Regions from separate parts of the Mus musculus genome. Here region 1 is linked to region 2. Evidence: chromatin contacts called from ENCODE Hi-C or POLR2A ChIA-PET data. All regions are on one chromosome and are shown on one strand. Each heading gives the region's core, a stretch centred on a gene start or an enhancer-like site at or near the end of the contact. The rest is flanking DNA. Distances are from core to core; before and after follow the strand shown.

Evidence for each region. Hi-C counts contacts between places; a loop is a spot of excess contacts on that map. ChIA-PET counts read pairs that join two places held with the same protein, here RNA polymerase II (POLR2A).
Region 1: a map of mouse trophoblast stem cell shows a loop between it and region 2 (3-fold over the local background). The contact joins the enhancer-like site here to the promoter of Tfap2c in region 2. A Hi-C loop is called at or near these places in 1 of 37 maps with a recorded cell type or tissue (mouse trophoblast stem cell). POLR2A ChIA-PET finds 5 or more read pairs at or near these places in 2 of 5 experiments (Patski and embryonic stem cell).

Annotation. Positions count from the first base shown.
Region 1 is chr2:172,642,081-172,645,780 of GRCm38, reverse strand. No RefSeq gene overlaps it. Among named protein-coding and RNA genes, the nearest start is that of Gm36156, 20 kb to the left of the region's middle. Within about 2 kb of position 1,750, at least 1 of the 3 ENCODE cell types and tissues checked has a DNase peak (open chromatin) inside an H3K27ac peak, as active enhancers do.
Region 2 is chr2:172,547,720-172,551,350 of GRCm38, reverse strand. It overlaps Tfap2c (transcription factor AP-2, gamma), which reads right to left and starts at 1,758. Exons shown (of 7, transcript NM_009335.2): 1 at 1,469-1,758. The coding sequence starts at 1,516.

The DNA.
Region 1 (3,700 bases), core at 501-3,000, 94 kb before region 2:
AGCCCTGGCTGGCCTAGAACCCACTGTGTGTATCAGGCTGACCTTGAATTCACATAGATTTACCTGCCTCTGCCTCCCAGGCGCTGAGATGAACGGGCGATTAAAGCCACCACGCTGAGCCTACTCTCCCTTTTCCACCATCTTGTCTCCTTCCTCTCCCCGTGTTGTGTGCATTGTTGGTTTTAGCATCATTCTAAAAAAACGCTGGAGTCTGAGAAGGAAGTGATACATTTATTTGCAATAGCTTCCTGGCCTGTGCCAGGATAGTCTTACAGACCGTCAATGGTACGGAACCTTCGAAGATTCTAGCTACGACCCCCCCCAAACACAGGAAGCACCTGGTGCTGATGGGAGGTACCACCTGGGTGACCACTGTCACAGTGTCACAGGCTGCACTTGGGTAATACAAGCGTTCCCACTGCTGGGGGAGCCCCCTCATCTCCCCAGGAATGCTCCAGCCTCCCTCCCTGCTGCAGGACACCTCAAACACTTGGCAAGGCTCATAGGGACGGAAAATAGGACCTGCAACCTGAAAGATGTGGGCACGTTGGCTGCTGACACCTCAAAGGCTAGGGACTGGCAGCTAGGTCAGAGCCCCACAAGAGCCTTGGACACTGACCCATGCCGGTGTCTTCATATCTGGACTGGCCATTCTGGGGCTTCCTTCACCAATATGTTACCTGGAGCCATTCCTTCCCCTCTCTGGACCTAGGGCTGAGAGTTCCCCTGACTAACATCCCGATAGGTTCCTGAGTAGGTGTCTGATCCTGAATTGAGACCCAGGACTCAAGTTGGAAGAGTTTTACTCCCCCCACAAAGACTGGGCCCCGACCTGGGCGTGAAAGGGCCCATCAGGCCTGATCACCAAGCTCAGGGAAGTGCAGAGAGTCGCAGATCCAGGCCTGGGTCAAGATAACCCTGTCACCTTGGGATGCTTCAGCCTGTGATTCCTGTGCCCAGAAGCCACAGTGACAGGTCTGTTCTGGGAGCCAGGGAGGCAGGCGGGGGGGGGGGGGGTTGCATCTGGGTTTGTGTGAGCTAGAATGAATCACTAGTTCTCACATGATGCTCTGTCAGAGCCTCCTCTGCCCCCCCACGCCCAGGCCAGTTCCACATCTCTGCTTCCTGTCTTCACCCCTTTTAGGCTAGCTTGCTGGTCGTCTGTCTGTTCTCTCTCCTCTGTACTCTCAAGCTCAGAGCACAGCAGTTCATCAATGCCCTGGTAAATGCGTCCCAGGCTCCTGCCTCTGTTTCCTGACATCTTTGCTGTGCTACCCAGACCTCAAGGTAAAAGGTCTCACCGCATGGCAGGAGACAGCCTCTCAACGAACTGCCTCCTACTCAGGGAAAGAAGAAAGCTCTCTGAGCAGGAAGTCCCACTTGGTGCCTAACCCAGTCTTTCATGCTGCTACTCAAGTCAGCTTCTCTGAATTGTTCTTCAAGACCTAGATTTCAGGGGCTGCAGGCAGGGAAGCCATTCACCCACCCAAGGGTGCTCTTACTTGCTTCCTGTGAGCACCATTCTGCCTCTGGGAGTCTCTTTTCTTGTCAAGACCCAGAACAAAGCTCTTCTGGAAGTGCGGGGAGGGGCGGTGGGGGGAATAAAAAAATAAACGGTCTGTTTAATCACCCTTATTGTCAAAACAGCGGCTGGGCCAAAATACCTGGGCTCTGACTCACCGCCTGACATCCTTGGCGCAAGGCAGCAGGAAGTCACTGCAGGCACATCCTGGGTTGACTTTGGAGGCTCTGGTCCACATCCTGACTCCTCCTCACTTGAGCAGAGCTGAGATCCAAAGGAAGATGCACACAGGCGCCCTGGACGTGGCTTTCTTACGTTCGCTCCTCAGTCACAGGAGCTCTCTCCCACACAGTCACAGGGAGATGCCCGGCCTCCTCTGTGCGCTGGGACAACCCCCTCCCTCCTCCCTCCCCGTGGTGCATGGGTGAATGACTGACTCTTGGAAACACTTCTTGCTACTTCTTTGGGTTTTCCTTAGTCCTGACTTGTTTTTCAGGAACGTTTGTGTTCCTGTGGTCAAATCCTTCTGTTTCCTGGCCCTGCCTATTCTTTCTAGAGAGCTCCATTGGGGGTCGAAGGCTGTGAGGACTAGGGGGAGGGGGATAGAAGAGTCTGCATCATGCCTCCATACAAAGGAAGAGAAATGCTAAAGGAGGAAATAAGTCCCTGAACTGGAGATGCATTCATGACTCAGACTTCTGGCTATTGGTGCTAAATAACTGCTCACAGATTTTAATAAAAATTAAAAACAGCCGGCAGGCACGTGCACTTCCAAGCCAGGTTTATAGCCACAGGGTCATTTGTTCATCCTGTAAATAGGTCTCCTCTCAGGTGGCTCTGAGGTTCCATGGATAACAAATTAGACTTTTTCCCCCACAAGACAGGGTTTCTCTGTGTAGCCCTGGCTATCCTGGAACTAGTAGACCAGGCTGGCCTCAAACTCACAGAGATATGCCTGCCTCTGCCTCCAGATTGGTGAGATTAAAGTCATGCCCTGCCATGCCCAGCTAATTAAGGAAAATATTTCTCAGTGATGTAGTACTTGCCTGGATTCCACAGGCCTCCCAACACTCCTCCCCTGGGAAAGAGGAATCCAAGATACTCAACAGATTGAGACTCTTCAAATATCAGGGTATGGTGGCGCACACGGTTAACTCAAACACGTAAGAGGTAAAGGCAGGCAGACCTCCGAGTTTAAGACCAGTGTGATCTACAGAGTGAATTCTAGGGCAGCTAAGGCTACACAGAGAAAACTTGTCTTGCAAAACTTAAAAGAAAAAAACAAAACAAAACAAAACACTTTTCAAATAGACAAGAGTCCTACTGAACAATAAAAGATGGCCAAAGACACACAGCAGCCAAGCAGGGAAGCTAAACCGCAGATGGAATTTCAGGAAGTGAGCCTGGGCCGTGCATGAGAACACTCACCAATTCATTAGTAACCAAGCAACTGAAGTATGGACTAATGACATCGCTCTTCACGCCTTTCGGAGCTGTGATATTGAAAAGGAACAGTAGCTCACAGCGTTGGCACCGCAGGGGACACCATCCCTTGACGGCAAGTGCACGTGGCACTGAGTTCTAGAATATTCGCTGAAATCTTTTAAGATGTACACTTTTTATCTCGGTGTTTTTATTTCTAAGAAATTACTTAAACTCTGTATCCAAGGCAGGAAATTCATGCCCGCATTTCACATGGGAGAACACGAGGCAGAGCACAAGTTTGCCATAAGCGATGAGTGAGAAACGCTAGAGCATACACAAATGACACAATCTCAGGGCACTGAGAAACGAGCATCATAGAAGACAGCATCTGGGGATGATACTCTACACATACAGCCTGCACACATGATGATACTGTACACATGTGATCTACATACATGATGATACTGCACACATGTGATCTGCACGTGTGGTGGTACTGTACACATGTGATCTGCATACATGATGATACTGTACATGTGCTATCTGCACACATGACGATACTGTATACATACAATCTGCACACATGATGGTATTATACACATGTGATCTGCATACATGATGGTACTGTCCACATGTGATCTGCACACATAATACTTTACTATCTCTACACAGATGGTACTATACACATGTGATCTGTGCACACGATGGTACTGTACACATGTGATCTGCATACGTGATAGTACTATACACATA
Region 2 (3,631 bases), core at 509-3,008:
CAAGCCAGGAGAGGGGCACCTATGCGCCCCACCAAGCTCACACCACCCGTCTCGATCCGCCCCAGAGCCCGAGAGCCCCCGGGGACAATGAGCTCCCCGGACTTCGTTGTGAGCCTATCGGTCTAAGACCTGAGGGGACGAATCCTTCGAGCCCTCTGGCGAAGGTTCCCGCGCTGCGTCGCTTGGAGGTGCCAAGAGCGCGTTCCGCGCCACAGTCCGGTTACCCGTGCCCCAGGGGTTCGGCGTGCGGCGACCTCGGCGCACAGCGCCCTCGTTCAACAACCCTCCTCCCATGTCGCTGCGGCGCGCAAATAGCGCGGATAATGCGCAACGCCGACGAAGGGCGCGTTTCCCCGCCCCAAGGATCATCCCCCTCTCACTCCCTTAAGAGGCGGCCGCGCCGCGGAAGTGACACTCTCAGGTAAGGCCTCATAGTAATGTCGTCCGGAGAGACCGGGAGCCGACACGCGGGATCGGAGCTGTGATCCTTGCTAGCCAAGCCCGTGCCTTCTGCGCCTTAGGAAGTGAGGTCTTCCAGCCCGGCCATGGTCAAGGTTCTCACACATCCCGGTGTAGAGAAGGAATGAAAAGACTCTGCCAAACTGGGCAACCTTTGCCTGCGCACGTCCCCTCGCCCCAAGGCGGTCAGACTTAATTCCTAAAAGATGTGTCTTCATCAGTCCCAGGGGTCAGAAGGGTAGCAGGGACACAGGAGCGGGGCACTGTCGCCCCCTAGCGGAAGCCGCCCGGGCATGCACGCAGGGGCAGCCCCTCGAGGTCGTGCGGGTGCGGTGCGCTCCCGCAGCCTGGCCGCCGGCCTCTCCTCCCCACGTTCCCCGGTGCTCGCCTCGCGCCGCCTGAATCTTCTTCCTCTTCCCGCTCGCCGCCTCCCTCCCTCCTACTCTCCGAAACTCTAGCTCAACCTGTCCGACAGGCTAGAGTACTCGCGAGCGCTCAAGGCCCCATCTGGCTTCACCCCCACCCCACAGTCCCCAACCCCCACTTCTCTTGAAAACCAGGTTGCAGTTGTTTGGACTTTTCTTTTCTTTCTTTCTTTTTTTTTTTTTCTTTCTCGAGGAGGTAGCGGGGCAGGTGACAAGCCTTCCTTGGAGGAGACTCCTCAAAGGTGTCGCTGGCAGGGAAGCTTCCGTGGACACTGGACAGACTTCGTGGGAAAAAAGCCACGTCTGAGACCCGGAGACAGGGCGCTCTTCGGGGAAAATGGAAAGGAGGGCCGTGCGCTTCGTAGGAACCCACAGTTGAGTTCTGCGGGTGGGTTTGCCACGCTCTTGCCAGGCCTTGTCCCCGAGAGACAAGACCAGATTCAACAAGGGGCCCAGGAGATGGCCGAAGACTGGCCCTCATCCCTCCCGAAGGCGAGGGCTCCGCGCAAACGTCCCCAGCCTTGGCCAGCAGCCCTGGGACCCCGCTCGGGCCGGCGGGGCTACGTTCCCTAGCCCCCGCTCACCTCGCAATCCTCTTCATACTTGACATTATCTGTTATTTTCCACAACATGGCGTCCGGCGTCCCCCAAAATAGTCGCCAGTTAAATCCAGGCTCCCCCCACCCCCCGAGCGGTAAATCCACAATCGGGGTCACGGTGGCCAGGCGTCTGCCGCCGCCCCCGCCGCGCGCGCCGGCCTTGCTGTCCCAGTCACTGGACGCGCATCGGTGGCTGTGCACAGAGATGTGGTCGCCGTGGGTGTGTAGAGGCCGCAGCCGTGGACCGGAGAAGCCTCACCCTCACAGTGTGTCCCGGCGATAGCCGGGGGACCCGAACGCCTTAATGGGAAGGAAATTATCATAACTCCTCCCCGGGGGCCGGCGCCGCGCGGAGGCCCAGGCGCCGGGCGGGGCAGCCCCCAGCCAGTCCCTGCCTAGCTCCGCCCCGCACCCTGCCTAGCGTGTTGCAGGACCAGGCGTCGCGAGGGGCTCGCAGGGGCATCAGTGGGCGGTCTCTGACAACCGCAGACCTGCCAAGCTGAGGTGCCCAAACGTGGCTTCCTTTGCCTGCCAGCCCCCTTGCACACCTTAGACTGGCAGAGCTGACAGCTGGGATTTCCCCACCTCAAGAACCGTCCTTCATCCTCCTAAAAAATGGATGTCACTTGAGAGTTGAAGACGCCCCATTCCAGGGTGTCTCAACTCCTGGGGTTCCCTGACACCTCGCCCCAGCTGTTCCGACAGACATTTAAGGATTGGGCTGAGAAATAGCTAAAGTCCCACTGTTCCCTAGTGCCCCCCCCCCCCTTTCCCTCTCCCTGGGTACTTTACTGACCTGCCCACTGAGGGAAGGGAGGGGAAGGATTCCGAGAAGGAGTCCGCTCCCCCAGCTCCAAAGAGGAAACTCACGGTAATACCTGCTGTGAATAAATCGGACAACCGCGTGCTGCAGCTATAGCCCGAAGCTGTATCTGGCTGCGGGCCGTGGCTGGAGGAGACCCGAGCTCCCCCGCCCAGGCCCATCCCTGCTGCGATGCCCAGCCCTGCGGAGCGCCGGTTCTGCAGCTGTCACGGGCGGCTCTTCAGAAGCCTCTACTCGCCCAGGAAAAGAGGTTCCAGGCAGAATAAACCTCCATCGCCACGGGCCGCGTGGAATGAGGTGCTGTAAAGTGGGAGGGGGACTACAGGGAGGTCGCCCTGAGATATGGGCACACCTCGTCCCATGGGAGGCAGAAAGCAAAGCTTCTATCCACAGAATGCTGCTGCACCCCAAGATTTTCCGTCCAAGCCAAAAAGCAATACTCAGTGTTATTTTTTAATTCAACGAAACGAAAATAATTGGCCTAATTGTTATAGTTAATTTTTTTCATCCCAAACAGAAAGTCCACAGTTCTCGAGAGCTAATCTTGTTAGTCCGTCCCAACAGTATATGGAGATTGGCTTCAAACAGTGGAATTGGAGGCAGGGACTATTTCGGATTGATTCCGAAGCCAATTACACAATTCTTGATACCCATCAGCCCAGTGGCCAGGACCTGTTGGGAACGTGCCTCCCGTATCCACAGACTAAAATAATTTGCTCTCTTCCTGCTCCTCGTCTGTAAGCATTTCCCTAGACCCAGATAGGCCTGAAGTAAAGTAACTAAAATTAAAATAGATGTTCAAGCCAACCGTTCCCCCATGGTCTTAGAGAATAGCCGCATGCAAAATAGCTTTCTGGCCAGTTGACCCTAACAGACCCAGGAAGTTGAAACCGCGGGAATCAAGGGGGCTTTTCCGGCTAAGTTAAAAAGGCAGGCAATCCAGACCGAGCCTCCAAAACAGAGGCCCTGGAATTAGCGGGAGAAGAGGGCACCTGCTCCAGAAAGAACTGGTGCTGCCCGCATCAAGCTCAGGACTGGGAACGCCAGGTCCCAGGCTCTCTCTGGAAGGCAACTGTCACAGGTCTGGCGGGGTTCCGCTCCTCTCCTGGCCAGGGGGGGCGGTGCGGCTCACCCTACCCCAGGCTTTCCCTGTTCTTCCCACCTCAGCGATAATCCAAGAAGCCCAGGGGGACCGAGTGCTTTCTGCACCGGAGCTTTCGGCCGAGTGGGGAGGGGGGAGGACGACAGAAGGGCATGAAGGGTCTGCATTCGCCTTTCCTCAGCCCCCCCCCCCCCCCCCCGCGCCCCGAGTCTGGGGACTTGGG